Linked DNA regions of Homo sapiens: all the other regions are linked to region 1. Evidence: chromatin loops called from intact Hi-C (ENCODE). Cell type or tissue: CD4-positive, alpha-beta T cell. All regions are shown on one strand. Links, peaks and the distances in the headings refer to the core of each region. The heading gives the core; the rest is flanking DNA.

Evidence for each region. A loop is a pair of places that touch in the nucleus more often than their neighbours do. Peaks named below come from ENCODE experiments on the same cell type or tissue, not always from the same donor. Only the 100,000 strongest peaks of a DNase experiment are listed, where the experiment ranks them.
Region 2: a loop joins it to region 1, with 14 times the contacts of the local background. A loop is called at or near these places in 6 of 110 quality-filtered maps.
Region 3: a loop joins it to region 1, with 14 times the contacts of the local background. A loop is called at or near these places in 105 of 110 quality-filtered maps.
Region 4: it touches region 1 in a loop (11-fold over the local background); 13 of 110 quality-filtered maps call a loop at or near these places.
Region 5: it touches region 1 in a loop (2.7-fold over the local background); 13 of 110 quality-filtered maps call a loop at or near these places.

What each region holds. Positions count from the first base shown.
Region 1 is chr15:101,637,925-101,644,027 of GRCh38, forward strand. TM2D3 (TM2 domain containing 3) reads right to left here. Exons shown (of 6, transcript NM_078474.3): 6 at 3,924-4,720. The coding sequence ends at 4,555. Among named protein-coding and RNA genes, the nearest start is that of TM2D3, 11 kb to the right of the region's middle. RefSeq lists a silencer at 3,359-3,518. In CD4-positive, alpha-beta T cell, for the core only: CTCF peaks have their summits at 3,436 (motif pointing left) and 3,637; DNase peaks (open chromatin) are centred at 3,427 and 4,167; H3K27ac peaks cover 2,003 bases.
Region 2 is chr15:101,085,406-101,091,508 of GRCh38, forward strand. All of the region lies in intron 1 of LRRK1-AS1 (LRRK1 antisense RNA 1), which reads right to left. Among named protein-coding and RNA genes, the nearest start is that of LRRK1-AS1, 63 kb to the right of the region's middle. RefSeq lists a silencer at 3,468-3,707. In CD4-positive, alpha-beta T cell, for the core only: a CTCF peak has its summit at 3,572 (motif pointing right); a DNase peak (open chromatin) is centred at 3,576; H3K27me3 peaks cover 293 bases.
Region 3 is chr15:101,297,553-101,303,655 of GRCh38, forward strand. SNRPA1-DT (SNRPA1 divergent transcript) reads left to right here. Exons shown (of 2, transcript NR_186319.1): 2 at 5,907-6,103. Among named protein-coding and RNA genes, the nearest start is that of SNRPA1-DT, 5.3 kb to the left of the region's middle. In CD4-positive, alpha-beta T cell, for the core only: CTCF peaks have their summits at 2,933 (motif pointing right) and 3,132; a DNase peak (open chromatin) is centred at 2,929.
Region 4 is chr15:101,012,380-101,018,482 of GRCh38, forward strand. It overlaps LRRK1 (leucine rich repeat kinase 1), which reads left to right. Exons shown (of 34, transcript NM_024652.6): 11 at 1,937-2,049; 12 at 2,947-3,023. Among named protein-coding and RNA genes, the nearest start is that of LRRK1, 96 kb to the left of the region's middle. RefSeq lists a silencer at 2,905-3,199. In CD4-positive, alpha-beta T cell, for the core only: CTCF peaks have their summits at 2,975 (motif pointing right) and 3,184; a DNase peak (open chromatin) is centred at 3,002.
Region 5 is chr15:101,004,450-101,010,552 of GRCh38, forward strand. It overlaps LRRK1 (leucine rich repeat kinase 1), which reads left to right. Exons shown (of 34, transcript NM_024652.6): 7 at 4,388-4,614; 8 at 6,001-6,103. Among named protein-coding and RNA genes, the nearest start is that of LRRK1, 88 kb to the left of the region's middle. RefSeq lists enhancers at 2,535-2,829, 3,808-4,137. In CD4-positive, alpha-beta T cell, for the core only: CTCF peaks have their summits at 2,706 (motif pointing left), 2,913 and 4,136 (motif pointing left); DNase peaks (open chromatin) are centred at 2,682 and 4,132; H3K4me3 peaks cover 1,241 bases.

The sequences.
Region 1 (6,103 bases), core at 978-4,977:
TGTTCTATTCTACATTCCGTGCCCTGATAGCTAGGAGTGAGGCAGGGAAAAGCTCAGCTGAGACTATATCTTTGCTAGAATATCTGGTCTCTGGTTTCTTGACTAGGATTTTCTAAATGTCCTGAATCAAAGTTTCCTCCCCAGGGAATGATGCAATGACCCCTGGGGGTCACCCCAGGCTTTGGATCCTTTATCTGGTTCAGCAGGGAACCCCTGAACCCATCAGAGTCCCTCCTGTTTGTTCACGAGCCCTCTCTCACTGGTCTCTTCCCAGCAGCCCTTTTCACTTCCCCCAGCAGTAACAGGAGAAAGATATAGATACCTCTCTTTCTCCGAATTAACCTGTTTTTCCTCACCAGTGAGACCCCCCCACCTTTTTTTTTTTTGGAGACAGAGTTTCGCTCTTGTTGCCCAGGCTGGAGTGCAATGGTATGATCTCGGCTCACAGCAGCCTCTGCCTCCCAGGTTCAAGCAATTCTCCTGCCTCAGCCTCCTGAGTAGCTGGGATTACAGGCACCTGCCACCACGCCCACCTAATTGTTTTGTATTTTTAGTAGAGACGGGGGTTTCACCATGTTGGCCAGGCTGGTCTCGAACTCCTAGCCTCAGGTGATCTGCCCGCCTCGGACTCTCAAAGTGCTGGGATTGCAGGTGTGAGCCACCACGTCTGGCCTCCAGTGAGACTTTCTGAGTTTTGTTGCGCCAGCAGGGCCATTTGCGGGAGTAATCTTACACACCTGAGCAATAATTTTTTTTCCCTGTATTCACAATTTTTTGACGTTTTTGGCATTTGGCTGTATCCTTTTGCTTGTTCGCTGTGGAGTTTTCATTTGTTTGCTGGTTTTGGGCAGGAAGGAGGTGCTGGCTTTTCCTACAGTGTGTTTATCATTTAAGTATTTGAGAAGGGAGATGCTGCAATCCAGCTGCACTCTACCACTTTAAAAATTCTCAGCAATACTTTTAGGTGTTTAGCTTACTCCCAGCAATTCCTCCTTACTCATTCATCAAACTCCTAGTCACTGTGCACCTGCTGCATGGCCGGCAGGGCTCTCAGAGCTGAGCTACAGCAGAGAACCAGAGCCCTGCCTTCGTGGAGCCTTAGTAAATTATGTCCACGTGTCTCCATCAAAGCGTATTTTGCATAAAAGTGTTGTGTTTATGGAAGACAATTTCAATACATTTAAAAGAATTTAAATCAAATTTGCCTAGGTTACAAAATTAACCAATAGGTCTAGTGCATAGCATCACTACAGTTATCATATTATAAATTTGCTAAGAGTAGATTTTAAGTGCTCTTACCATGAAAGAAACGCATACGATGTATATACAATAAAAGTTTAAAAAATGTGTCTACCCCCTAACATTCATGTGACACTTCATACTCTACCAAAAGGGCAGAACAGAGGGGAAGCTTTAGAGCAGGAGCGGAGGAATCTGCCTCCATTTTTCCTGGGTGTTTTTTTTTTTCCTTTTTATGCATATTCTACTTATGTAGTGCCTTCATTTTCAGGCTTTTTCAATGTTGTATTTGAGAAGCTGCATCAGGTACAGCTCATTTTCCACTCATTGCTTACAGGATGAATTAAAATCATTTGCATATTCCGTAGCTGATGATATATGCCCAAAATAAATGCAAGTCTGGCATAAGGCATTAAAAAAAAAGTACAGAGAAATGAAGTTGTGTGGCATAGAGAAGGTATTTTTACATTTTAAAATCTTGAAGCATAAGATCTTTGAAAAAATCTTTTTATACGCACCATAAACCAGTTGTTCCTCAGCAATTTGCAGAAATCAGATCAACATGGTGTTACAGACAAATATTTACTTGAAGCCAATTTCTATATATTATCTCCTTGCAGCCACCTCAACTGCCAGTCCCTGGAATTGTACACAGTCCCTTCAAAACCTTGAGGACACCCGTGGCATTAACTCAGCAAATAAATGAGAGCCTCTGTGTGCACGGCATTGTTCTAGGGACAATGGAGGGGGTAGACATAAATAACCCAGCACCTTCCCGTGAGGCATTACTGGGGTAAATGGAAGAGAGCTGACAAAGCAAGGTAGAGATTCTTAAGGGGAAATCATGACAGATGGCCTGCTGCAGTGATAAATTCTGAGTGTCTAGAGAACTATCAATAGAGGATGGTTGACTGATATGGTTCCCAACCTGTGTGAACAGGATGGCTATCTAATCATATCCCTGGGTCAGAGCCCATAGCTCACACATGATGGACTGAGTATTTGTGTCTTTTCCACCCCAAATTCACATGTGGAAATCCTCACCACTGTAATGATGGTATCAGGAGGTGGGACCTTTGGGAGGTGATCAGGTCATGAGGGTGGAGCTCTCAGGATTGGGATTAGTGCCCTTATAGAAGAGGCCCCAGAGAGATCTTCCCTGCCTCTACCATGTGAGGATGTGAGAAGATGTTATGAGGAAGAAGGCCCTCACCAGATACCAAATTTACCAGCACCTTCATCTTGGACTTTCTAGCTTCCAGAACTCTTAAGAAATAAATTTCTGTTGTTAAGCCACGCCGTTTATGGTATTGTTATAGCAATCCTGAAAATCTAAGACAGCAGAGGAATAGAACCTGAAGGTCAGACTCCAACATGGCATTTTGCTGCCAGCAGAGGCCCATGGGATTTGCTACAAGAGATTGCACCCACACTCCCTAGTGCCCTTTGAAAGTATAGTTTTACTTTGCAGTTTCTTTTTGGGGCTGTGTATGAGTTCATCGTTCATAAATTTGTTTGTACTATTTGAAAATCTCTTCGTATTTCCTGCTAGTTCTGTCTCAGGCCATCAGCTCTATCAAAGTCCTTGATCTGAAGCATTCCTGACTGGCTTACATCCTTCAGGTTCCAAGGGCTATGCCCTTGTGCAAACTTTTTAGGATTTGGGAACAAGTTCATTTATGCCTCCTTTCATGGATTCTGAATCTTTGAGCTTTACTCTCAGACACTGCAGCTTCATTATCTAATTCAGGCCCCAGAGCCACAAAAATGGTTAATCAAGGATGCTGTTACCTATTTCCACCAAGGGCAATGCATACTTCCTACTAACTTCCCACCGACTCCCTGGTTCCACCTTGCATGGTTGCTCAACAGGGAAGTATTAGATTCTCTTCTACACAGAGCTACATAAGGAGACTCAGGAGACATTTTTATTATAGTTAGCAAAGGGGCTACTTCTTGAAGAAAAGATCGTCTTCTAAAGAAACACCTGCTCAATCAACAGTTTAACGGATACAAAAAGTGTGTCTTTGCTCTCAGAAAGAAAGGTCCACATAAACCGGGTTACTCCCATCCTGAAGAACTGCTCATGCTCTGTGACAAGTTCCTCGTAAACAAAACAAAACAAAACCAGTTTTTTTTTCTGTTTCTGGAACTAGAATGGGGAAGCAAATGTAATGGGGATGCGCCACCTAGCGACGAGAGATGGAACTGTCACTCAACTAAGAAAAGGACTGTGCTTTAAACAGCAGCAAGTGATCACTGAAACCTTTCAGGTAAACTGAAATCAATAAATCATCTGCTGAATGAAATATGCAGATATTTTATAGCTTCTAGATATGATATGGTGGTTAACAGTCTTCTGGATAATACACACAAGTGTTTAAAAAGCAGTAACTCAGATACCCACATTTGAAAGAAAAAATGCTAAGTTTTTAAATGTTTCAAAAGCAAGCTTGAGTAAAAATCTTTTTGAATAACTGAGTTTTTTTTCCCCGATAAAGGGTCTATAACAGATCTATACTCAAAAACATTTATATATTTCCACTGTGTCAATAAACCAGCCAATTATGACTCTGTTAGAATGGAGTAATGCCCTGAAAGATAAAAATGTTATTCTTAACAATAAAGGTAAGTTGTAATGATTATTCAAGATTATATTTAATATAGAAAACAGGCCCACAGTATTTCTTAACTTGCAATTTTATTAATTTTTCAGTACTCTTACCTTTTATATACTACTAAGAAAATTTAAACCATAACTAGACATAAACATTCTGCAGTTTAATTCAAATTTTCATATATACAGACCAGACTACATATGTATTACACTGCAAAACTTACACATGACTGAAGCTGAGCCTAATAACTTCAATTAGCCAACAACAGAAACACTCCCACTTCCTGCAGTCACAGCAATTAGCTAACAATAAAAACACTCCCACTTCCTGCAGTCACAGCTGAAAGACTTTTCAAGGCAGACTACATTTGGGCTGGAGATACAAGTGATGTAGTTTGACTTGGGCAATACAAAACAAAAGTCATAGGAATTAAATGGATTTTCAATCACTGTATAATTCATTCTCCTGGCTTAAGTACGTTTTAATTTTTTCACAGAAAAAAATATATTTCAGGCAAATAAAAACAAATTCCAGATTAGCATAGTTCAGCGTTTCATTTATCTTACCTTTATCAAGGCAAACAAAGTACAGATGCTGTACATTAAAAACATAGAAATATATCACTCACACCACATCAACTCCTACGGACAAAAGGGCTTTTTCTAAGCCCTGCTCCTTTCTGAAGCACACACCACAGCTAAATGTACAAAGAGCCATCTGCTGGTCCAACATAGCCAACTCCAATGAGCAGGACGTCTATCAGCGTCCATATTCCCAGGCCACCGAAGCTGAAGAGCTTGCCGAGGCCTTCCCGCCACTGGCCCAGGTAGAAACGGTCTGCTCCAAACCCACCGAGGGTGATGCTGCGATGGCAAACAGACAGGATTCCATGAGACCACCTCCACCCCAGCTGTGGCCAGTCACGGTTTAATCACCACATTATGTCAGATTTGAGAAAGGGCTTCCCCTGATCGTAGCCCTTAACTGGAACACAAGTGACTATTTCACAAACTGACACCACCAAATAATTACGGGCAGGAAGACAGTTTAAATGTCAAAAGTAAACATACAATTTTTAGCTGTACTAAAAAACCAATGTTTTCTTTTTTTAAAGTTATCAATCTCATTGCTTTTTAGTCAAAATAAAGCAAAGACCCAGTCTAACAGGAAGTGCACTAACACGGGGTCAGGGCTGGAGTCAGGAGGAGCTCACCACCACCTGGACGACCTGGATCAAGTCATCCATGTTTTCAGTCTATTTTTTCATTCATCTCTAAAATCTTAATGTTAGGAATAAATCCTTAAAAGATTTAAGGATCTTTTAAATTCTAAGATCTAATAATACTGAAACTATATTATGGAAAATTTCTAAACACCTAACAATAAAAAGTAAAGAGAACAGTACCCATGACTCAGCTCCAATAATCAACACTTGGCCAGCTGTGTTTCATCAAAACCCTCCTCTTTCCCCTCCAGAGTACCCTGAAGCAAACCTTGGGCATCATCTCATTACAGTGATGATTTTAAAAGAAACCATGTTGCCGGGCGCGGTGGCTCACGCCTGTCATCCCAGCACTCTGGGAGGCTGAGGCAGGCGGATCACAAGGTCAGGAGATCCAGACCATCCTGGCTAACACGGTGAAACCCTGTCTCTATTAAAAATACAAAAAATTAGCCAGGCGTGGTGGCGGGCGCCTGTAGTCCCAGCTGCTCGGGAGGCTGAGGCAGGAGAATGGCGTGAACCTGGGAGGTGGAGCTTGCAGTAAGCCGAGATTGAGCCACTGCACTCCAGCCTGGGTGACAGAGAGAGACTCCGTTAAAAAAAAAAAAAAAAAAAAAAAGCAAAAAAAAAAAAAAACCATGTTGAGTGCTGAGAAGTTTTAATTGTTGAAAGTATGTTACAGTATAGTACTGTAAGAGGTTAACAATGTAGGGAAACCAGGTTAGGGGTATATAAGAACTCTACTATCTTTGCAACTTTTCTGTAAATTAAAATTATTCCAAGTTTCAAACATTTATTTATTTTTTTAAAAAGCCAGTTGTTAATTTGAACCATTGTCAGCAATGGTTACTAATCTTTTTTTTTGAGACAGAATCTCACTCTGTCACTGAGGCTGGAGTGCAGTGGTGCAATGCCAGCTCACTGCAGCCTCCTCCTCCTGGGCTCAAGTGATCTTCCCATTGCAGCCTACCACGCAGCTGGAACCACAGACATGAACCACGATGGCAGGCTTTTGTATTTTTGG
Region 2 (6,103 bases), core at 1,417-5,416, 550 kb before region 1:
ATCCTCAGCTCCTGACTTCTGAGTCCAGACACGTTGCCCAAAGGCGCCATCAGACCTGGGATTCACCAGCCTCCCACAGGCCTCTCCCCAGAGCCCCAGCCTGGCCAGTGGGACCAGAGCAGTCTCAGGCTGTGCTGAGGACCCCGTCCCCAGAAACGGCTGGGCCAGCTCCACCAGCATTCCACCACCGTCCTCTTGCCATGTCCCTGATAATGCACACTTTTTTTTTTTTTTTGAGACAGAGTTTCACTCTTGTTGCCAGGCTGGAGTGCAATGGCGCGATCTTAGCTCACCTCAACCTCTGCCTCCCGGGTTCAAGCGATTCTCCTGCCTCAGCCTCCCGAGTAGCTGGGACTACAAGCATGCGCCACCACGCCCGGCTAATTTTGTATTTTTAGTAGAGACGGGGTTTCTCTGCGTTGGTCATGCTGGTCTTGAACTCCCGACCTCAGGTATCCGCCCTACCTCGGCCTCCCAAAGTGCAGGGATTACAGGCGTGAGCCACCGCGCCTGGCTGATAATGGACACTCTGTAGCAGGATCAATGCACAGCAGGCCACTGTGGCCAAGACCTGAGGTCCCACGCCCATTCAGCTCCATCTGGGGTGTGTCACATCCTTCACTGCAAACCCCACCTCAGCCACTACTGTACAGCTCTCAGATCCTCAGCTTCCTCGTCTGTAAAACCAAGGAATGAATCCGGGACTCAGCACAGGGGGATGCTCCGCAAGACTCTCCGGCGCCTGCGCGGCTCTTCCCCAGCTCCCCCTGCAGCTACGTCACCTCCCACGGCCTCCTCCGGCGCCTGCGCGGCTCTTCCCCAGCTCCCCCTGCAGCTACGTCACCTCCCACGGCCTCCTCCGGCGCCTGCGCGGCTCTTCCCCAGCTCCCCCTGCAGCTACGTCACCTCCCACGGCCTCCTCCGGCGCCTGCGCGGCTCTTCCCCAGCTCCCCCTGCAGCTACGTCACCTCCCACGGCCTCCTCCGGCGCCTGCGCGGCTCTTCCCCAGCTCCCCCTGCAGCTACGTCACCTACCCCGGCCTCCTCCGGCGCCTGCGCGGCTCTTCCCCAGCTCCCCCTGCAGCTATGTCACCTCCCACGGCCTCCGGCGCCTGCGCGGCCGCGGCTCCGCCGTTCAACCGCATGCGCGACAGCGCTGAGGCCCGGGGAGCGAGGATCTGCCGCCGCTCAGCCCGGAGCCCGCTCAGAAACCTCGTTCTGCCGACTCGGACGGCAGCCGCCGTTTTGGATCCTGCATTCATTTCCTCCCAGGCTCTGGCTTGTCCCGTCGTTGGTGTCATCTAGGAGCTGCCCAGTCCCGGTCTCACTCATGTGAGTGTGGCGGGCTGGGCGTGTGCAGAATCTCCAGGAGGCACTTTTCTGCACACTCTGGAGAGCCTGCCTGGCCCTCCAAGCACACACCCGTCACTACGCAGACCCGAGAAGGCTCTGCGAGGTGGTTGTGGCTTCCACCACATGAGCACCAGGAGCTGACCTCTTCCCTTCCTCCAAAGTGGCCTCTGGGATGTGCTGCGTGCCAGGCGACATCTCTCCCACCGAGACTCAATCCTCCATCTCCAAGTCCAGCCAAGGCATCCCCGTCAACCCTGCCCTCAAGCAGCACAACTTCTCCCCTGGTCTGGAGACAGAGGAGAAGGAGGGGAGGAAGAGGGTGGGGGCTGGGGGGAGCTTCAGCTGACAATGAGGTGGAAGGAACTAGAAAACATTTCTCCCTCTGAAATAGCGGCATCGGGTCACCAAAGCCTCAGATCAAGTGCAGCTGGAGAAGGGGAAGTGAATGAACTCTTTATCTGGACTTTCTTTATCAAAAAGGTTTAAACTGGATCTAAGGCACACTAGGTGTTTTTGCCCTCGGTGCAAGGTTTCTGCTCCGCAATGGAGCCGTGGAGCAGACAATGGCTGGAGCCCAGCCTGCCCATCAGTGGGGCCTGCACAAGGCTGAGGCGATCTCAGGAATCAGGGCTGGACCCCTTCCAGCTACTGGTCTGCCCACCCCAGAGGCCCCTGTCCTTTGAGTTTCCCGTTATTGGTTTCCCTTTCATTCACTCTTACGTTCAGAGGTCGGACCTAAGAGAACAGAGACACACTGGGTAGTGCAATATGAAGCGGGGCAGCTGGGGTCAGGGTCAGAAAATGGGGCTCGCACTCCCTCCAGCACCTCCTGGCTGGGTGACCCACAGCCACCTCCTCTCTCCTGGGACCTGCGGCTCCTCCATGCCCTGCCTCCTTGGTTGATGAAGAACCAATGGCTGTGTGCCACAAACTACTAGGTTCCATCACAATGGAGGCCATGGGGGCCTCAAGACCAAAGACCCCAAGACCCCTGAGTACAAGCAGGGGCAGCCAGGAATTGGGCCTCTGCTGGGTCCTGGAAACCCCAAAAGCTAAAGGCCCAGGGCTTCGCTCCAAACCTCTCCCTCGAGGCCACACTGAGGACTAAAGGAATTGCCAGAGCTCAGCCTCAAGGGGCTGTTCCTCAATGTGGTGTTGAGGGTGGGATTTGGAAATACAGGCCCAGGTTCGAATCCTCCCTCTGCCAATTGCCAGCTGCCAGACCCAGGGCAAGATCCTATGCCTCTTAGATTCTTGTTTCCTCAATGACAGAGATGGAAAATAATCAGGGATGACAGCCTGGAACAGCAAGTTGTAAGGGTGTATGCATAGACAGATCCCCACTGCGGAGAGCACGCATCAGGGAAGATGCTGCAGCCCCCACCCTGGCTCCTGAAGTACAGTTCAGGTGCATAAGGGCCTCCAGGTCTTTCCTGTCAATGTTCTTGGGGACTATCCATGGTCCCCCACCAACCCCACCCTCCTGACCTTGGCATGCTCAGGGCCAGTGTAACGTCTTTTGTGCTGTCTACTTCTGTTCCAGTCAGGGAGTAGACCCTGAACCTCAGGCTTGGCCTGAAAATTCTCTTCAGCTGCACACAGCTGTCCCCAGCACAGGGACAGGAACAGGAACCAGCAGCGAGGGGCCTGCCATCCCCCAAGTGACAAGGCCCTACAGAGGAACTCCCATCGCTCAAGGCAGGGCACTTGCCCCTCTCAGTTCTCAGGGAGGGATTGCATCAAAGTCAGGGGCTGGGCTGGGAGGACTTACTTGCTAGAGGGAGACAGGCAGGTGGACACTGGATGGGGGAACGAACGTGAGGGTCTGGGTGCAGAGGCTTCCTTGTCGCTTCAGAAAATGTGACACTCCTCATTGCAGCCCCTCTCCCAAAAACCAATCCTCCCCAGTCATCACTAACTCCCAGGCAGTGACGGGGAAGGAGGGCCAGGGGGACCCTTGGGCAAAGCCGGGGGCTGGGCCCTGTTTCTCCTACAGCAGAGAAAGAACTCGGTCAACCATGGTGGCTAGAAGCCGGGGGCTTGGGAAAGAAAGGTCTGCTGTTTGCCAAAATGTAACAGCTCCTCTCCCTCACTGAAGCCCGGGAGAGCAGAGAGCCGTGCCAACCTCTCCAGCCTATTCCTGAGGGCACCTGCCCCCATGCAACCCGCGGGCAGGAGCAGTTCCCTCGCCCGCCGCCAGGGTGCGCCCCGCTCCGAGCAGCCGGACGCCGTCCTCCCGCCGCGACGGGGCACCAGCCCGCCGAGAAATGGCTGCCCCGGGGCTCCTGCGCCCTCTGAGAAGAGTTTGTGGGCTTGATGAGTTTGCTTTACCAAGTATTCCCAAGTACGATGCCACGTGGGGAAAAAGGAACCCTTGTGGCGGGTGTGGACGAATGTAAATACAGACACCCCCGGCGGGCAGGCAGAGGCCCAAACAAGCGGGCCCGCCTGGGGGCCGGCTGCGGGGCGGACCTTCTTCTCCCAACGTTCTAGGCGGCATCTTGTATTTCTGGTGCAATAGAAAAGTTTTAAAAACGTAACTTGGCTTTTTTGCATGTACTACAGGCTCATGAATACTCTGTTCTCTATGTGCACGCATATGTATGTGTGTGTGTGTTCGTGTTTGTGTGTGCATATGTGTGTGTATGTGTATGTGTGTTGTGTTCGTGTGTTTGTGTGTGTTCATGTGTGTGCATGTGTGTGTAGGTGTGTGTTTGTGTGTGTGTGCACGCACACATGCTTTAATGTCTCTGGCATCTGGACCCGCGGCCAGGTGCAGGCCTGGTGGCAGAGTAGGGCTCTGTGTCCACACTAGGGAATTTGGGGGGTCTGCGGGCCAGGGGTACATTGGGAATAGGGGAAAGAGTAGAAAAGGGTCTGGAAATCCAGAGAACATTTTTCCTGAGAGAGTCTCTTGACAAAAGCAGCTTCTACAACTACAGCAGTCCCTCAGCTCTCACAGCTGGGACCTACTAACCCTTGCGCTGTTCTCAGCAAAACTCCTCAGAACTCAGCCACAAAAGGCAAGTCAGCAGTTCACACTTGTGTCAGCCACACAGAAACTGTATTCCACCAAGAACAGCCTGCCCCTAATACAAATAGGGCAGGGGATGGCAAAAGGTTCTGTCCCAAGTCCCCTAAACTGGAGCCACAGAGGGGAGACCATCCACAGAGGAAGCTCTGGGCTCCCGGGGGGGCTCTCAGGACCCCCCACTGCTTGGTTCCAGGGTGAGGCTCTGCCTGGCTCCCCTCATTCCGGAACCACAACTCACAAGCCAAGAAACACAAAACCAAAAGCCACATGAACAGGCACAGACAGCGAGGGAGGCAGGCCAGGCCCCAGGACAGCCTGGGGCACTCCATCAAACTGAATGACCCTGTGGACTCCAGTTAACCCTGAGCTTGCCCCTTTCCCCAGCCATGGTGAAAAAGGCAGAAATGGAGGGGCCTCCCCCATGCCTTGGTGGCCCAGCTCACTATTGGGCCTGTGGAGGACCTGTCCAGCAGCTGTTAGGAAGAGAAGAAGGTACTGGAAGGGCCTGATTAAGGCTGTCTGTGCAGCTGGATCGTGGCTGGGGCAGAGTGGGAAGGAAGGCCAGGAGAGTGGCGTGTCCGATTATGTTCTCCAAAGACGGCCACAACAGTACCTCCCATCCTGTCACCCCTCCCATCAACAAGTGGAGTCTGTGTCCCTTCCCCTTGTATTTGGGGGGAGCTTGTGACTTGCTTGTTACAAATAGAATATGGTGGAAATGATGCAGCATAACTGCCAAAGCTCAGTAGGAAAGGCAATGAAGCAGACACTCACCTCTGGAGCCCTGAGCCTGTAGTCAAGAAGTCTGACTGTGATGAGGCCGCCATGCTCTGAGGAAGCCCAAGCCACATGCAGAGGCTGTTGTGGCCAACAGCCTGGGCTGAGGTCGCACCAACAGCCAGCATCATGTGGGGGAAACATGAGAGATGACATCTTCAGATGGTTCCAGCTGTTGGGTCCCTCTCAGCTGTGGAGTCTTTGCAGTGGAGGCCTCAGACTTTACAGGATGGAAGCAAGTCAGCCCTCCTGTGCTCTGTGCAACTTCCAGACCTGCAGAACCAGGAGTATGGGAAGATGGCTGTGGTAAGCCGCTAAGTTTTGGGGTGCTTTGTTAGAAAACAGCAGTAACTGGAACAGATGGCCCAGGGAGAGATTCAGAAAACTGTGCCAACCAACATTCTGCTCTTTTCACTTTCACGGATGCTGCCGGGACCCAGGAGGCCACAGGTCTTTTGAAGAGCTGTCCCCTCTTTAGCAGGTAATGACTCAGGCTCAGGGGATGTGGGAGCTGCCTCTGGCAGGGCAGCCCCCTCTGCCTGGTGTGCAGGGAACCAAAGTTTGCAGCTTGTGCAAGGCAGACCTGGCCTCTTCTTCTCAGGCCTGAGGAAGGTGCTGCTGGCCAAGACTGACTGTCCGTGCTGGCTGAGCTCTGGGGCGGATTGGCCAGTCCTGCTGGTGTTTCCAGGCCTGATGGATGAACAGGGCCTCCAGAGTCATGGGTGACTACAGCACCGGCTCCTTGTCAGGCCCAAACGAAAACCACTGCTGCTGTGGCCTAGCGACCTTAGAGAGGAGACACACCTTGCCTTTGCCACTTGTTTCTGGCCTGGGCTCTGCACTCCTCTCCATCGGCTACTCTGACTCATCGGGAGTAGACAAAGGGACAGAAGTTTCCAGGAAAAGGGAAAGAGACTGCAGGCAGGTCCTGTGGCTGTGG
Region 3 (6,103 bases), core at 1,146-5,145, 340 kb before region 1:
ATGTGAACACATATACTGATATACTCCCAGGGATGGAATTACTGGGTCATAGGGCTTACTTATGTTCAGCTTAAGTAGGACATAGTTTTCCAAAGTGGTTGCCAACTTAAACTCCTTGCTAACGTTTAGTATTGTCTTTTTAATCTTAGCCATTCTGGTAGATAGGTAATGGTATGAAATTGTGGTTTTAACTGTATTTCCCTAATTACTAACACAATTGAGAACTTTAAAAAATATATTTATGTTTGTTTGGATAACCTCTTTAATGAAGTGTCTGCTTAGGTGTTTTGCCCATTTTTCTATTGGGCTTTATTTTTAAACTGATTTGTAGGAGCTCTTTATATTTTTTCAATAGGAACCTTGTGAGCTATGTCTGTAGTGAGTATCTTCCCCCTGTGGCTTGGGTTTTCACTCTCTTAATGGTATCTTTTGATGAATAGAGGTTCTTCATTTTAATACAGTCTGATTTATGAACCGTTCCCTATACAGCTAATAGTTTTCGAGTACGCTGTGAGAAACTTTTGCCTACTCCAAAATTATATTTTCTTCTAAAAGCTTTCTTCTTCCACCTTGTCCATTTAGATCTGCAGTCTCTCTGGCCTAGATTTTTGTGCATAGTCTAAGGTAGGGAAGAAGATATATTTTTCCCCATATGGATATTTGGTGGACCCAGCACCATTTATTGAAAAGACCATCTTCTCCCCCACTGCTCTGCAGAGCAGCTCTTTTCAAAAATCAAGTGTCCAAATATGTGAGGGCCTCTGCTTCTGAACTAGCTGTTCTTTTCCATGGGTTTAGTCAGCTATCCTTGCAGAATACAAGCTTTAGAAAAAGACTTGGTATTTGTCCCTCAAAAAAAGCTCCCATTTTTTTCTCAGATTATCTAGTAGTTATCTGATTATTCTAATCCTTTGCATGTGAACATAAATTATAGATATATGTGAAAAAGCACCCATGATTTGATTTGTAGTGTGTTGGATCTGTAGAAGAATTTGGAGAGAATTAATATCTTTACAATATGAAGTATTCCAATCAATGGGCATATTATAGCCCTACATTTATTGAGGCACTCTTTAATTTCAGCAGCATCCTGCAGATTTTGTGTCAAGGCCTTGTATATCCTTTACTAGATTGTCTAGATATTTGATAGATTTTGATGCTACTGTAAATAGTACCTTTTGTTTAAAAACTCCATTTTCTAATCATTAGTTTGATATATTTAAATACAGCAGATTTTTGTATATTGGCGTTACATCCAGCGATCTTGTGAAATTTACTTAAGTTTATCTGTAACCATTCTTGTGGATTTTCTACATACATAACCATGCTATTTGAGAATAATGATAGTTGGCTGGGCGTGGTGGCTCACGCCTGTAATCCCAGCACTATGGGAGGCTGAGGTGGGTGGGTCACCTGAGGTCAGGAGTTTGAGACCAGCCTGGCCAACATGGTGAAACCCCGCCTCTACTAAAAATACAAAAATTAGCCGGGTGTGGTGGCACGTACCTGTAATCCCAGCTACTTGGGAGGCTGAGGCACGAGAATCACTTGAATCAGGGAGGCGGAGGTTGCAGTGAGTGAAGATCATGCCATTGCACTCCAGCCTGGGCAACAGAGTGAGACTCGGTCTCAAAAAAAAAAAAAAAAAAAAAAAAAAAAGATAGTTTTATTTCCTCCTTTCCAATTATTATACTGGTTCTGTATTTTTTGCCCTGTTACACTGGCTGGGATCTTTAGCACAATGTTGAACAGCGGTGGTAGTGGATATGCTTTGGCAGGCATCACTTCATAGCCCGGAAGAAAACTCTAACCAATGATCGTTAACATCACCAATAATGGAACAGATCGTGTACTCCCTGCTAGAATGCAGACAGAACACAGAATCAGCCTGTGAGATTCGTGTCAAAGATGCATGACTTGACTCAAAACGTGAGGAACCCTCAGACAAGTGCACAGCGAAGGGCAGCCTACAAATAACTGGCCTATAGTCTTTAAAAGCTTCCACATCATGAGGCAAGGAGACTGAGGAACTGTTCCAGATGGAAGAACATTAAAGAGACATGATGACTAAGTGAAAAGTGTGTTTCTAAACCAGACCATTTTGCTAAGAACTTTATTGGGACAACTGGCAGAACTAGAATTCAGTCAGAGGGTTGATGGTAATAACATACCGATGTTAATTTCCTGAGTCTGATGGCTGTGCCGGAGAATGTCGTTGTTCATAGGAAATACCCACTGAAGTATTGGCGGGGGGGGGGCGGTCATAGGGTATATCGGCAACTTACTCTCAAATTGGGAGGGAATTTCTTTGTATTGTACTTGGAACTTCTTTGTTTTCTGAGATGGAGTCTCGCTCTGTTGCCCAGGCTGGAGTACAGTGGCGGAATCTCGGCTCACTGCAACCTCCGCCTCATGAGGAATAACATGAGGTTCAAGTGATTCTCGTGCCTCAGCCTCTCAAGTAGCTGGGATTACAGGCGCTCGCCACCATGCCTGGCTGATTTTTATATTTTTAGTAGAGACGGGGTTTTGTCATGTTTGCCAGGCTGGTCTTGAGCTCCTGACCTAAGAAGTGATTTCCCCTGCCCCCTGTCCCTGCCTCGGCCTCCCAAAGTGCTGGGATTACAGGCCTGAGCCATCACACCTGCCCCGGTCACTGCAACTTTTGTTTAACTAAAAAAACTAAAAAAGTTAAACAAAATAACTAAAGAATTAAAATAACTTTAAAAAGTTAAAATAACTAAAAAAATTAAAATAACAAGTTAAAATAACTAAGAAATAAAATAACTTAAAAGTTAAAATAACTAAAAATTTAAACAAAATAACTAAAAATGTTAAACAAAATAACTGAATAATGAAAAAATTAAACAAAATAAAACCTCAACTTCATTTAATTCCAGAGAGGACCACCAGGTGGAGTCCTTAGGCTGGAGAGCTGGTTTTAACTTGGGGCCCTTCTGTTGCTGTGTTTAAAAAAAAAAAAGAGTGGGGTGGTATCTCTTTACTTTAAAAAGGGAAAGTTGTACAAGTTTCCCTTCAGCATAGGAACAGGGACAGAAGTCAAACCATATGTGGTTTTATTCATTGAGGGTATCTCTATGAAGTTGCAAACAATTTTCTTTTTTGATTCCATTTCTTTTGGCCGGAATTTCTCAACCTCGGCACTATTGACATTTTGGTCTGGACAGTTCTTTGTCATGGGGGCTGCTGTGCATTGCAGGGTGCTTAGCAGCATTCCTGGCCTCCACCCACTGGATGTGAGTACATCCTTCCAGTTGTGACAACCCAAAATGTCTCCAGACGTTGCCAAATGTCCCCTGGAAGACAAAAGTCATCCCTGGTTGAGAACCACTATTTTGGCAACAGGATGTTCTCTGCCCTGGGCACTTTGGTTCCTGTTGTTTCAAAAGGGAGTCTAAGATATCTGGTCACCCTTAGTGTGGCTGGTCTGTAGTGGTGAGGGGCTTTGGATGGTGGGACTGAATCCTAGGATCTAAGGTGGGTGCTCAGTGCTGTACCATCTAAGGATGCTGTTCTGTGCTCAGATAAGCCACAAAGCCTGGGGTGTCAGGAAAGGACTTAAACAGCCAACCAGGAAGGATAGAGTCTGGGGTTCGTGCGAGGAAAGCAACAGTGAAGGCTGGGGTAGGGGAGCAGATTCTTCCTTTCCCCCCAGCAGCCAGTGCCCAGTGGCCTCCCAGCTGGCTGGGCAGAACCTTAAGATGCTAGAGAATGGCCTTGGTGTATACTTTCCATCACCCCTGCTTGTTCTTATTAAAATGTTTTTCTTTCCTGTTCTCCACCTCCTTTTTCCATCCTCTGATCTGAACCTCTGGCCCTCACCTGCTCTCGGGGGCCCCAACATACTCCAAGCTTTTAGGCAAAAGGCCCTCTCCAGCCATAGTATCAATAATGCAAATGCAGTGGAGGGTGGTCTCCCCAAGTTCAAGGACACTCCACTCCTAGACTCATTTAGACCATGTTGCTATCTATCTATCTATCTATCTATCTATCTATCTATCTATCATCTATCAATCTATCATCTATCTATCTATCTCTGTCGTTTTTGATTGATTGATTGAGACAGGGTCTCGCTCTATTTCTCAGGCTGGCTGCAAATGCCTGGGCTCAAGCCATCCTCTTGCTTCTAACCTCTCAGAATGTTAGGATTACAGGTGTGAGCCACTGTGGCTGGCCCTTTTATTTTTTTAAGTTCTGTCCACCCCCCCTCCCATTTCAGGTGTGTCTTCTGTACAAAGTGCCATTCTCACCAGTCCTTTGAAGAGTCGCAAGATACAAAGTCAGTAGTGGCCTGGGAGGGATGGGGATGTACACATGGGGTCCACTGTGAGGTGCCAAAGAATTTGGGGATAAGGTCAGGTAAACATCACCCCCTGAAAATAAAGCTAGTTTAAAACAAATGCATCATGGCTGCATTTGGGCAGCTGCAGAACGACGCCCCTCCTGCAGCCAGCCAGCTTCCTTCCCTGGGCCCGGTGGGGAGCAACTTTGCCAATGTGCAGCCCCAGGCAAGGCATTCACTTCTGTGGGTCTCAGTGTCCTTGTCTGGGAAATGACAGGTTTAGAGGAGGTGATCCATGATCCTGTCACTTAAAATCCATACACATATCCTGCCAGAGTCCAGACAATTTTAACCTCAAGGTCGGACCACTTGTGAGCAGACATTATATGTAGTTGGTCTCTTTCAACAAGGTGGAGTTTAGTCATTAGGACTTTGTGAACAACTTCTCAACTCCCCACCCGACTTGTCAGCCCCAAGCTGGGCTTGCCTGGCTTAGCCACTCGACGAGGCTGCCTGGTTGGCTTTCCTGTAGTTGTATCTCCCTTTGGGAGATAAAGGGAGTTTCTTCCCTTTTTTTTTTTTTTTTTTTTTTGAGACGCAGCTTCGTTCTTGTTGCCCAGGCTGGAGTACAGTGGTGCAATCTTGGCTCACTGCAGCTTCACCTCCTGGGTTCAAGCGATTCTCCTGCCTCAGCCTCCCGAGTAGCTGGGATTACAGGTGTCACCACCACGCATGGCTAATTTTTGTATTTTTAGTAGAGATGGGGTTTCACTGTGTTGGCCAGGCTGGTCTCGAACTCCTGACCTCAGGTGATCCGCCTGCCTCGGCCTCCCAAAATGCTGGGATTACAGGTGTGAGCCACCATGCCCGGCCAGGAGTTTATTTCTGATTCAGCTGCAAACATGGTAGACTGTAAGCTCTCAGTGGGCAGCTCGGATTTGCTGGTATCTGGGCTCTAGGGTCTAAAAGGCTGCCTGGCACCAGCAGCACTTAACAAGTTACTTTTAATTCAAGGTCGGTCTCATGGGCGGGGCAAGGGGTTGAATGTTCATCCCAAACACACTTATTCCTTCACTGCCTCACACGCACAACTCTGGTCAATTGGTGCTTGTGGTGGCCAGCTGTTGGGTTGTGTGACTTGCCCTGCCTTCTGAGAGCTGCACACTGCTCCCCTCCTCTGCTGCAGAGCTCCCTGCAGCCATATTCTGCTGCACAAGCCTGTCCTTGTAGCCACAGCTGATGACACAGGGAGAGTACCCATGTAAGGCAGGCTGACCAAGTCCTGTCCCTGGGAAAAGAAGAGCCAAGAAACAGACCCAGAAAGTTGGCCTGAGGGGTTGGATTTGTACCAGTTTTACCTGGAAGATGCTGGAGGTCTTGTCATTTGTCCCATCAACTGGAGAAGGCGGCCATGGAGAGAAGGGCAGTGCTGCCGTACAGAGAGGGTCCAGGTGACATTTAATGCCGGCTCCAGCTTTCCCAAGGCTCTGCTGCACCCCTCCCTGAAATTCTGAATCCACTCTGGATTCTCAAAACAACGCCCCTCACCCACTCTTGTTTTCACCTAAGTCATTTCTAGTTGGTGCGTTTCCTTTACTTGCAGCCAAAGGATTCCTAGCAAGTACAAGCTTCTGACTTCACAGAGAGGCCATGGTAAACATCCCAAGGAGTGCATCAGCCATGGGTTCAGGGATTTCAGCCACTGCATAGAAGACAAGCTGTAACCTAATTCAATCACACTTGGCAGCAACCGGTGAAGAGGCAGTCTGGGCTCTGGGGAGCTCCCCCGTGACAGATGGA
Region 4 (6,103 bases), core at 997-4,996, 630 kb before region 1:
GACTTTCTTTAAGTCCACGGCCTGCCCATATATGAGGCTGAGTGGACACTGAGAGCTCCAGGAAGGGCCTTTCCACGGAACCCTGTGTGCCTACCCCAGAATACGGGTACCTTCTCGCTTTAGGTTGTTTTAGGTGGTTGGCGGGTCCTTAGGCAGACAGGCCGTGGATCACACTCATTGCTTGGAGCTCAGGGCCAACCCCAGAAGGGGCCCCATCAGGGCAGCCTCACCAGGGGCCCTGTAGTGGACCCCCAGGCAGAGTGCCCAGGCCACCCTGCACAGGCTTCAGCCCCCGGTCCTGCCAGGCCACTGCCAGGACCCCCACGGGCACTCCTCCAAGGCCTGGTGCAGCCTCTTGTGTGCGGCGACCCCCACAAGGCAGCGAAGGCCCCTTCAGCATGTGTATCCTCAGAGAGGATGGGCTATCATGTCCTAGGCTCCTGACAAGCACAGGGCAAAGCCAGGGACCCAGGGACAGGACTCACGCTTCTCAGAAGAAAGGAGCCACGCGGGGTGCCCCCGGGGGGGGGTGGTCCCACATCATACTCCTCGCAGGGTACTCCTGGCCTTCAGGCCTTGTCCACAGCCCCTGGGCCCCTGTTCTGAGTCTGTCTTCTCGTATTTCACACCAACAACTAGCAGGCTTGGATTTTTGGCTTCCCCCAAAGCCCAGAAGCAGCAAATCAGGAGAGGCAGAGCCTTGTCCAGAGCTTCACTGTGGGCCTGCAGGGAATGTGTCTGCTCGAGGTCTCCTTCTCCACACTGGGAAGGGGTGGGTGGGTATGTGGGGGCTTGGGGGACCCTGAGGTCTGGCACATGGCAGGGTCTCCATAGAATTTCAGCAGGAGGGGGCTGGCTGCAGCGGTTCTGATGGTGGGCGGTGGCGTGAGCCCCTTCAACAAGGAAGGAGACAAAAGCACCAGGAGGAGAGAATTTAATGTGGGGCAGCAAACAGCCTGTGGCCCTCCTGAGGCCGCCCTGGTTGTGGGCGGGATAGTTGGTGGCTGTGGTGATGTCCTCAAGCAGGGAGATAGCATGTCTAAGGTACTCCTGCAAAGTAAAACGTGGGCCAGGCATGATGGCTCAGACCTGGGCACGGCGACTCAGAACCGTACTCCCAGCACTTTGCGAGGCCAAAATGGGGGGACTGCTTGAGGCCAGGAGTTTGAGGCTGTAGCAAGCTATGATCACACCGCTGCACTCCAGCCTAAGAAACAGAGCGAGACCCTATCTCTAAAAAAGTAAATAAATAAAAAGAATAACAAAAAAAGAATAAAACGTGTTACAGGTGCAAGGTAGCCCCTCATCCCCCTTGGTGACTGGGTTCCCTGCAGGGTCTGTTTGCAGTAGGGCTGAGGGAGGGCTACCCACGAGGGGCACCCCAGACATGCTGATAATCCTGAGGGGCCCAGCTTGGGACTGTGTCGGCTAGCAGAGGGCATGCGGCTAGGACAGTTACCCTTGGTGGCACTGCCACCCCGTCCCCAGACCTGGGCTGGCCCAGGAGGCCACCCACCAGGAGGTGGCAGACACCAGCACTGTACTGCATGCCCCATGCCACCCCCACCAGCCGTGAGCCGTTGTCCTCCAAACCATCAGAGTCTGGCACTTTCCCCAGAGAGACACACCGGTAATCAGTACTCTTAAGAATCCTTAATGCTGACAGCTGCTTGGGCTCCTTTCACTCTAGAATAATTGCCTCTCACTGCCTTTGAGGGAGGAGCTCCTGTAGATAGATGGCCCCGTCGCACTGTTTGATATCATTTCGTGAGTTTGAAGAGGCTGCTGGGCCCCACACAGCTGGGATCTGCGTGAAGGAAAATTGGTTGGAATCGTTTGACTGCGCGTGGTTGGGAACTGACTGGCTCTTCAGTCTCCCCTCCCTTCTTGTATCTGATGCTATCTTAGCTTCTCTCTCCCTCCCTCTCTCTCTCAGGCCCTCATGTTCTTGAGGTTACAGGGGAACCAGCTGGCGGCACTTCCACCTCAAGAGAAGTGGACCTGCAGGCAGCTCAAAACCCTGGATCTCTCCAGAAACCAACTTGGCAAGTAAGCAGGGGCCTCTCCTCCCTGGCCAGTTCCAAAGCGTGTGTGGGGCCACGGTCGAGCAGGTCCTCTGAATGGTGGCATGTGAGTCTGCGAGGGCTGCTGAGCCGCCAGCTGGGGGCTTAACAACAGAAATCACTGCCTCACAGCCCTGGGGGCTGAAGTCCGAGGTGAGGGTGTGGGCAGGCCTGGTTGGTTTCTCCTGAGGCCCCTCTCCTTAGCTTGCAGATGCCGTCTTCTCCCTGTGTCCTGTTGCGGTCAGGCCTCTGTTCACGTCTGTGACCTAATCTCCTCTTCTTATAAGGACACCAGTCGGATTGGATTAGAGTCCATCCTAATGACCTCATTTTAACTTAGTTACCTCCTTAACAGCCCTGTTTCCAAATACAGTCACATTCTGAGGAATTGGAGGTTAGGGCTTCGACACAGGAATGTGGGGGGAAACAGCCCCTAATGGTGTCCTCTCATTTTTAATTTTTAGTCTGCTGGAGAATCTTGTCTCTCACTTCAGCCCAATCTGTAATTCTGTTCAAAAGTCTCTGCTGATCACTAACTGAAATGGACGTGGAATTGAATAAAAGCACCCAGCCCCAAAGCCTTCCAATAGGTGGAAAGCCGGGATGAGCCCAGCCAGCCTCTGGAGACCAGCCGCCCCCGTTATCTGCAGAAGGCCACTTCTGCAGTATCACGGTGGAACTTGCACCCCAAGGAGGACCTCTGCGGGGAGGGGTGGGGGCAGTGAAAAAGGCAGCCGCCACTGCAGCGTGCGCCCCTGCCAGGCCCTGAAGAGTTGCACATGAATTGCTCCCTATCTCCGTGGCTTGGCATTATAACATCACAGCCAAAAGTAATGCTTTTGTCGTGCTGTCCTCAAATTTTGTCTCTTTTTCCTCCCCCCAGAAATGAAGATGGACTGAAAACGAAGCGTATTGCCTTTTTCACCACCAGAGGTCGCCAGCGCTCCGGGACTGAGGCAGGTGTGTGTGGGTTGGGAGACGGTGTTCCCAGATGAGACAGCCGGGGTAGCCTGGTTCCTGCTCCACCAAAGTGGGGATCGCCCTTATCTTGGGCCTTCCCCTTCAATGCCCTGTTGCAATGCCACAGATGTCCAAGTTCAAATGAAAACCCTGCATATGAGCTGCGCCCATTCTTTCTGTCCCACGTGTGACACGCAAGTATCCTCAAGCCCCACTCTCCTGCGTGGAGGCCAGTGATGCCAGCAGCTAATATGTGCAGCTGATCTACACACCAGGCAGTGCCCTAGGCAGGTTACATATGTGAGAGTTTCTCATCCTCACAACGTGAGGTATGGGCCACATTTCCCCATTTTGCACGTGGGGAGACTGAGGCTCCCAGGGTGTCTGAGCTTGGCTGCCACACCAAAATACCACCGACCGAGTGCTTCAGCAGCAGACACTTATTTTCTCACAGTTCTGGAAGCTGGATATCTGAGAGGAGGGTGCCAGCACTGTCAGGGGCTTGCGAGGGCCTTCTTCCTGGCATCCTTCTCTCTATGTCCTGAGATAGTGAAGAGAGAGAGGACTCTGGTCTTTCTTCCTCTTCTTTTTTTTTTTTTTTCTTTGAGACTGAGTCTCGCTCTGTCGCCCAGGCTGGAGTGCAGTGGCGCGATCTTGGCTCCCTGCAACCTCCGCCTCCCAGGTTCAAGCTATTCTCCTTCTTCAGCCTCCCAAGTAGCTGGGATTACAGGCATGTGCCACCATGCCTGGCTAATTTTTGTATTTTTGGAGATGAGCCACTGTGCCCGGCCCCTCTTCCTATAAGAACGTTAATCTCATAAGGGCCCCACCCTCATGACCTCATCCAAACCTAATTACAGCTCAAATATCCCATCTCCAAATAGTAATTTTGTATTTTAATACAATACAGGATGCCAGGAAGAAGGCCCTTGCTAGCCCCTGACAGTGCTGGCGCCCTCCTCTCAGATATCCAGGGTTTCACCATGTTGGCCAGGCTGGTCTTGAACTCCTGACCTCAAGTGATCCGCCTGCCTCAGCCTCCCAAAGTGCTGGGATTACAGGTGTGAGCCACCACGCCCGGCCCCTCTTCTTATAAGAATGTTAATCTCATCATAAGGGCCCCACCCTCATGACCTCATCTAAACCTAATTACAGCTCAAATATCCCATCTCCAAATGGTGTCACATTGGGTATTAGAGCTTCGACATATGAATTTGGTGGGGGGCGGGGGACACAGTTCAATCCATGGCATAGGGACTGACTGATTTGTCCCAGGTTGTGTGGCTGCTTCTCAGTAGCAGAGCCAGGTTTCATCCCAGGACTGTGGGACTTCAGCCCTGGACCAGCAGCTACGTGCTGTTAAGTCTCTACTGCCACACGATGGTATCTTGCAAAGCCCACATGGATCACGGCCGCCTTTGGACCCACAGGCTGAGGTGAGGCCAAGGTTGCACAGGGGCTCGTGGTCTTCCCCAAAACTCAACAGAGACAGAACTTTCCTAGTTTTTGTGCTGGTCACACAACAAGGCCAGTTCAGCAGAGAGTACATCTAGGTAAACAAGCTCTTTTTGTTCCATTATCTTCTGTGAGACACAGGGGAAGGTATGGAGCTGTCCCTTTCATTAAACAACCAGCTCTGCTTCTTAACCTCAAAGCTACAACTTCCAAAGCCAGCTCTGCTCACAGAAATATCCCTCAGGATGCTGGCCCAGAAAACCAGAACCCACATCCAGGTTGTTTTAAACATAATACAACTTTCTTCTTCAGTTTGATAGATGGTTGTTGGCAAGTACAGATAGTATGAGGTAGGGATGAGTGACGCCACAGAGGCCAGGACACATTTGCAGGAGGTGAACTAGGGAGTTTGCCGCTGCTACGCTCTTGGATGAACTGGTGTGCTTGTGTGTTGAGTATGATACACATAGAGATCTGTCCCATAAGAGCGTGTGTATTTATATGTGACTGAAAAAGGAATATCAGTGGACCAGATAAAAGAGTCCAAAAATAGACCTCAGTAAACATAGAAATACATCGGGAGTCCCCAGCGCCCCCCAGGAAGCGAACCGGTATTGGTCCCTGGCCTGCTAGGAACCAGGCCACACAGGAGGAGGTGAGCGGTGGGCCAGTGAGCATCAGCGCCACCTCCTGTCAGATCAGCGGCAGCATTGGATTCTCATAGGAGCGCGAACCCTATTGTGAACCGCGTCTGTGAGGGCTCTAGGTTGTGCCCTCCTTATGAGAATCTAACGCCTGATGATCTGAGGTGGAACAGTTTCATCCCTAAACTGTCCCCCTCACCAATGCTGCAGTCCATGGAAAAATTGTCTTCCACAAAACCGGTCCGTGGTGCCAAAAAGGTTGGGGACTGTTATTATGTAATATATGACAAAGGCAGAACTTCAACTTAGTGTAAAAGGATGCTTGCGTGCGTTAATAAACGGTGTTGATATTCCTGCCTGGAAGGGGGACAAAACACGATACTAGATTACAACAATCAGGTTTAAGTATAAAAAAAGAAAACAATAACATTTAAGGAATATAGGTATAACTTTGCTATGAGGGAGATCTTTAAAATCTAGTTGGAAAATCCAGGAATAATTTTTTAAAAAGACTGAAATCATTGGCTTCATAAACATTCAAAAATTGTGTTCAGTGGGAAGCATCATAAACCAAGTCATAATGCAAACAGACTAAGAAGAAATATTTGCAACACAAATTGTTGCAACACAAATTGGCTTAAGTCCCTGATATACAAAGAATGCTTACAAATTGATTTAAAAAAAAAAAAAAAAAAGACAACACAATAGGCAAAAAAAATGGGCAAGGGATATAAACAATTTTCAGAAAAGGAAGTCCAGAGGGCCAGGAAACAAATGAAAAGGTCCTTAACCACACGAATAGGGAAATGCAATTATGAATTTCATAACTGATCCTTTTATAAATGAAGAGCCTTAGGACTGTAGAAATTGAGTCCAGACATAGGGATTTCACTTAGAAGGAAGGGGAAACAAACACCATCTTCTCCTTCATGCCAGGCGGGATGATGGGTATGAGAACAGGAGCTAGTGTAGACCTCGGTC
Region 5 (6,103 bases), core at 1,982-5,981, 630 kb before region 1:
CTTCAGCTCACAAACACTGATTTAGTGTCTGCTGCATAGTGGGTATGAGGTTGAGCTGCAGAGGCAGCCAGGCAGGGCTCTGCACTGTGGGGTGTGCAGTCCGGGTTCCGGTTGGCCATGCTGTCTGCCACAGCAAAAGAAATGTGGGCTGAGTCAGTGCCACACAGATCAGTGGAGAGGTTAATACAAAGTGTCTCAAGCTGAACAGAGCCCAAAAAAGTGCTCACCTCCACTGCGGCTTGCCCAGAGTCCACGTGGAGTTAGTTAAGCAGCCTGAGGCTGAGCCCCTGCTCCTTCTGCAGTTCAGGGCTCCAGCCCCAGCTCAGGGGATGTGGAGGAGGTGCTGAGAGGGAGGCTGCCATTGTAAGGACAGCCACACCTAAGCCCTTCCCCAAGGTATTTGTACCATAATTGGGTCATGTTACAGTAATAATTTGATTACTTGCTGTTGTTTTGTTTATTTTATGATGGTCCCCAGAGTTTTATTTAAAGATTTTCAATAGAGACTTAAGATTTGTTGTCAAAGCCAAAACCATAACCAGCCTCCCCTGCATCTTGCATTTGGCTGCCATTTCAGTTTGGGTACCAACCATTCCATACGGAAAGACCATAATGGCCACGCAGAGTGAGTGGAGAGGGTTGGATTGCAATCTGGACACCTTGATTCCATGTTCAGCTGTCTGGCCCTTGCCCCTGAGACCTGGGTGTGTCTCTGTGAATCCAGGAAGGAGAGGCAGACAGGCCCTGTGGAGCCTTTTTTGACTTGGCATTGCAAAGTCCACATGGTGACCTTCCTGTCAGCCTGTTGCTGGGCTGACTGTCATGCTTATCCAAAGACTCCTACCCAAAGGCCACTGTACTTTGCAAGACGACCACCGGAAACAATATTGGGACGAGAACTGACCTAGGCATCATCTGATCCAAGCCACTTATTTAACAGATTAAAAACAATGATAATGGAATGAAGAGTGATACAGTCGTGAATTGTGGATTATGGAAAGATGAGGGAAAAAAACCCCTTTGCTGCATTGAATTGGAGGCATCAGAACACACTCATGTTAAATACAGAGCTGTGTCCCATCAATGGGCTGAAAAGCAGTGACACCCCAGCGGTGATGAGCACACCTCACACCCAGATCTTGGTTTCTAAATACCAATTTTTGCTCAAGGGAATCAAGGCCTGGGCTTAGAAAGTACAAGAGGAGACTGGAAGATCTTGTTTTGCCGGGAAGTAAGGAGGCGTCCCAAAATTGACAGCGATATGTCACAGGAACACAGGGGGCTCTCTCCCACCCCAGTGGGGCTCCCCCTGGACAAATTGGGGATGACTTGGGTGTCAAAAAAATAATGATACTTGGGAAAAAAAAGAATCCATGAGTCCATAGTGATACTTAAACAGGTGAGGAGGCAATGCTTTTCTATACAGAAGAATGCCAGGTAATACATGTAGAAAGAAAGGTAGCTTTAGCAAAACTTTCTCATTGCAACCACCGTTGTACTAATTGATTCAGGCCAGGATCAGCAACGGAGGCTAAACCCATGGGGCAAAAGGATGCAGAAACACAGAATTGTCACATAGTCTCAGAATATCACCCCATAGATTGTGTACTAATCGCAAAGGGTATAATGTTAACCTTTACAAAGGAGGGACTGATAGACACCACCTTAACCATGAGACCAAACAGGGCACCACCTGTAGCAGGAACACCTAATATCAGGTGCCCCGGGTGGGGTTTAGTGGGAACCACTCAACTAGACTCTAAGGTTGTTGCCCAAAATAGCTAACTTTAATCTAAACTTTAGGAAAAACTTGAGTAAATTCAGATTATGGGATATTCTATAAGACAAGCAGTGAAACACACCAGCATCTGCCCCCGATGAAGAGGCTAAAAGTTGCAGGACTTAATGCAACGACAATGTGATAAAAAAAAAAAAAAAAAAAAGAAAAGGCATTAAAAGGTGTGAAGACTCTTCCAGATGAAAGAAAAGTAAAGAAACATACAGTGTAATGCAGTGTGTGATTGCAATGTCATGCAATTGTCAAGGGATCCCAGATCAGGACACAAAATAGTTATAAACCACATTTCTGGGATAATTGAGAATATTCTAACATGGGCTGTGAACTTAATAATATCGTATTGATGTTACACTTACTGAAAATGATAATTATACGGCTGTTGTGTAGAAAAATATTATTCTTCAGGGATACATGCTGAAGTATTTACGGGTGAAGCATCACGATGTATAATTTACTGGCAAATGATTCATCAAAACATAAAAAGCGTGTGTATTTGTGTGGAGAAAGAGGGGCAAAAGCCTATGTGACAGCGTTTTAACAATCAGTGAGTCGAGGTGGAGAGTGCACAGGTATTCACTGTGTCCTAGTGCAACTTTTCTGAAATTTAAAAAATTTTTCAAAATTAAAATGTGGGGAGTAAAATAGTAACAATCAAACAGGCCCAGGGCAATTGAGTGACTTGTCTTAAAAAATCAGCTCAGAATCTACCCTCCTGGCCTAAGATCCAGTGCCGCCCTTCCCTTTTCATCCATGTGAACAGAGAGACAGACAGACAGAGCGACAGAGTCCCTCATTCCTCTGGTTCAAAGACCGGACGGAGTGTTGAGGGGCGTAGGCCCAGTCTTTCCAAACTCCTGGAGTGGGCGGAGGAGGAGCTAAAGACAGGCGCTCATCGCCATCTGGTGGCCAAATAGGGATGCCCGTCACCTGCCGCCAATTTTTGAGGAATTCATCCCACGTTATTGGGACCTTTCTCGTAGCCTCTGCTTGTTACATTTTCCCATTTGCGAAGCACTAATTTTTGTTCATATTTCTGCTCCTCTAATTTTCCAATACGGATTTCCAGTTGCTTCGAAGAAACAGACCCAAAAGCAGATTTCTTCTCCCCAGAAACCTGATTGAGCCCAATATTCTTCGGTAATCAGGAAGAAAGAGCAAAGTCCTGCTCCCATATATTTCGCCAGGTCCCTTTGACCACCCCATGCCGGAAAACCGCTGGCCCTTCTGACTCCCTCTGGTGGAAATAAAGGAAGACCAGTGAGAAATGAGTGGAGCAAAGACATTTTGTTTAGCAGGACTTCAACGGCAAGAGCGCCAGCCACCAGGACTTGCGTGTGGCAGAGACCCACAGGCTGGCAGAGGAGCGGGAGCTTTCTAGTGGGACAAAGGGAAGGCCTCCGGGGCCTCCTGCCGGGAGGCCGTTGTCGTGGGGAAGCTGGGGGGCCTCGCTGCAGGCTGGGCATCCTATGGGATTGGTAGGGGTGCAAAGTTGGCTCTCTCGGGTTGGTCCTAAATGGAAAGTGAGGACAAAAATTAGAGAATCGGTCAGTTATTAACCAAGTCCTGGCCATTTTAGACTGACTTTTACGGAAATGATGGCTTAGCTTCCTGGGTTGTTACTAGAGATAAGAAGTGGCTCATGCCTGTAATTGCAGCACTTTGGGAGGCCAAGGTGGGTGGATTGCCCGAGGTCAGGAGTTTGAGACCAGCCTGAGCTCGACGAACATGGTGAAACACCGTCTCTAATAAAAACACAAAAATTAGCCGTGAGTGGTGGTGCAGCTACTGAGGAGGCTGAGGCAGGAGAATCGCTTGAACCCGGGAAGCGGCGGTTGCAGTGAGCCGAGATCGCACCACTGCACTCCAGCCTGGGCGACAGAGCGAGACTCCATCTCAAAAAAAAAAAAAAAAAAAAAAAAAAAAAAAAAAGAGGCTGGCCTCCTGCAAGAGACTGGCTTCCCGGGCTGTTTGCTATAGATAAAGAGGTTGGTTTCCTAGGCAGGTCACTGTGGGTCGTGGGCCAGAGTTCTGTTTTTTATATATTGTGTGGCCATCGTCTGTCTGTATCTCAGGCTCGCTCTGAAAGCAGCCTGTCCACCAAGCACCCTGGCGCGGTGCGGGCAGCTGCAGGCGGCAGCTCCTCTGATCACAGGAAAGGCCGCCTTGAAGGGAGGTCAGAGACTTGGGTTTGGGAGTCAGCTTTCTTCTCCAGTCTGGGGGAGGCGCCTGGACGCTTCAGCGGTCTCCTCTGTACGTGGACAATCCCGCCGCGCTCTTCCCTGTGAGCCGCCTCTTGAGGGGCGGCACTGAGCCCGCGCCCACCGGCGCCCTCTGGAGGTTGGAGGGTGACTTGCAGGCGCTGTGCACAGATTGCCTGTGAGACGCAGGTGCCGATGGGAACAGGTAGCTCTTCTGCACCCACCACCGTGGCAGGTGCCGGCGGCCGAGAAGGACATGTGCAGGCCTCTTGGGACCCGGGCTGGAGCAGGCACACAGACGCGCATTTGCATTAACCCTTGCTTTATTCCAAGCCCATGTGGGCCCTGAACTCACCCTCCACATGTGCTTTTCCTTTCTTTCCACCACCAGGCTCTCCGTGTGAAATGGTCCCATCTCAGACTGCCCTGGGTAGACCTAGACTGGCTCATAGACATCTCCTGCCAGATCACGGAGCTCGACCTTTCTGCCAACTGCCTGGCGACCCTCCCCTCGGTTATCCCCTGGGGCCTCATCAATCTCCGGAAGCTGAACCTCTCCGACAACCACCTGGGGGAGCTGCCTGGCGTGCAGTCATCGGACGAAATCATCTGTTCCAGGTGGCTCCCCGGGGTGTGACCGGAGCCGTGTGTGACCCCGCTGTCACCGTTGTGCTCCTGCACATGCTCCCGGGTTGTATTTTGTGGTTTTGGGGGAAAAATGTTCTGGCTAAAATAGGAGAAGGAGTTTTGCCTACCCTGAGGCAAGCCTCCCTTTCAGGTTAAAACAGAGAGGTTTAGAGAGATCATTTGTCTGGCCCAAGTTTACACAGCTCACCCGGGGACATGCGAATGCTTGCCTGAGATGCTTGTCTTGGTCCTGCCCAGGAATCAGATGAGGGCAGCCAAACCTTCCCACACTGGTGGATGCAATGGGGCTCTGAGGCACCAGCTTTTACTCTGCCTTCCAGGGAAAGTGGGAAGGGCCTCAGAGAAAGGGTTAACTCTGCAGGACTCTGGCAGCAGGTGGACAGTGTGGGCAGTCCAGGCTTGCTTCTTCTGGAGGCCTTGGAGGGAGACCTGAGCCTTACCCCTGAGCTTGCATGGAAGGAGGAATGACCTTAGTTGATTTCTTTATTTTTTATTTTTATTTTTATTTTTTTTGAGACGGAGTCTCACTCTGCTGCCCAACTGGAGTGCAGTGGCATAATCTCGGCTCATGGCAACCTGCAACTCCCTGGTTCAAGCAATTCTCCTGTCTCAGCCTCCCGAGTAACTGGGATTACAGGCACATGCCACCACACCCAGCTAATTTTTGTATTTTTAGTAGAGACGGGGTTTCACCGTGTTGGCCAGGATGGTCTTGACCTCCTGACCTCATGATCCGCCTGCCTCGGCCTCCCAAAGTGCTGAGATTACAGGCATGAGCCACCGCACCTGGCCTGATTTCTTTTGGACACATAACTGCAAGTCCTCATTCCATAAAGGGTTGAATCGATTTTTAAAATGAAAAACCAAGGCTCTAAGTGAAGCAAGAGTCAAGAATGTTGGAAAGAGCTTGGGGTAGGCATTAATCCATGGGACTCCCAAGTGAGAACGGGAAAGAAGCCTGCACACCAGAACTTAAAAAGCAAGTGCCGTCCAAGTGAGGCCCTTCACCTGGGCCAGATGGACAGGTCCAGAAGGTTCAAAGCCCTGCTCTGTGGTCTCAGCAGCTTTCAGGGAACCTACTCATTTTGCTATTACATGCCTGCGAAGGATTCGAATCCCTGTTGGTCAGTGGAGCCAGGGCCCACCGATGAGAGGTTTGTCTTTATCTACACAGGACACAGTAAGAGTTCTTCAAAAGAATTAAAAATCATATGCACTACATTTTCAATGCACACTCTTTAACCTTGCATGGGGAGAAAAAGAAAAAAAATACACCTCTTGGTTTATAGAAAAATATGTAAATTTGGTGTTTTCCCTCTTTATTCTGATGCCTGCCTTCCTTCTTCTCCATCGCAGGCTACTTGAAATTGACATTTCCAGCAACAAGTTGTCCCACCTCCCTCCTGGATTCTTGCACCTCTCAAAACTTCAAAAACTGACAGCTTCAAAAAATTGTTTA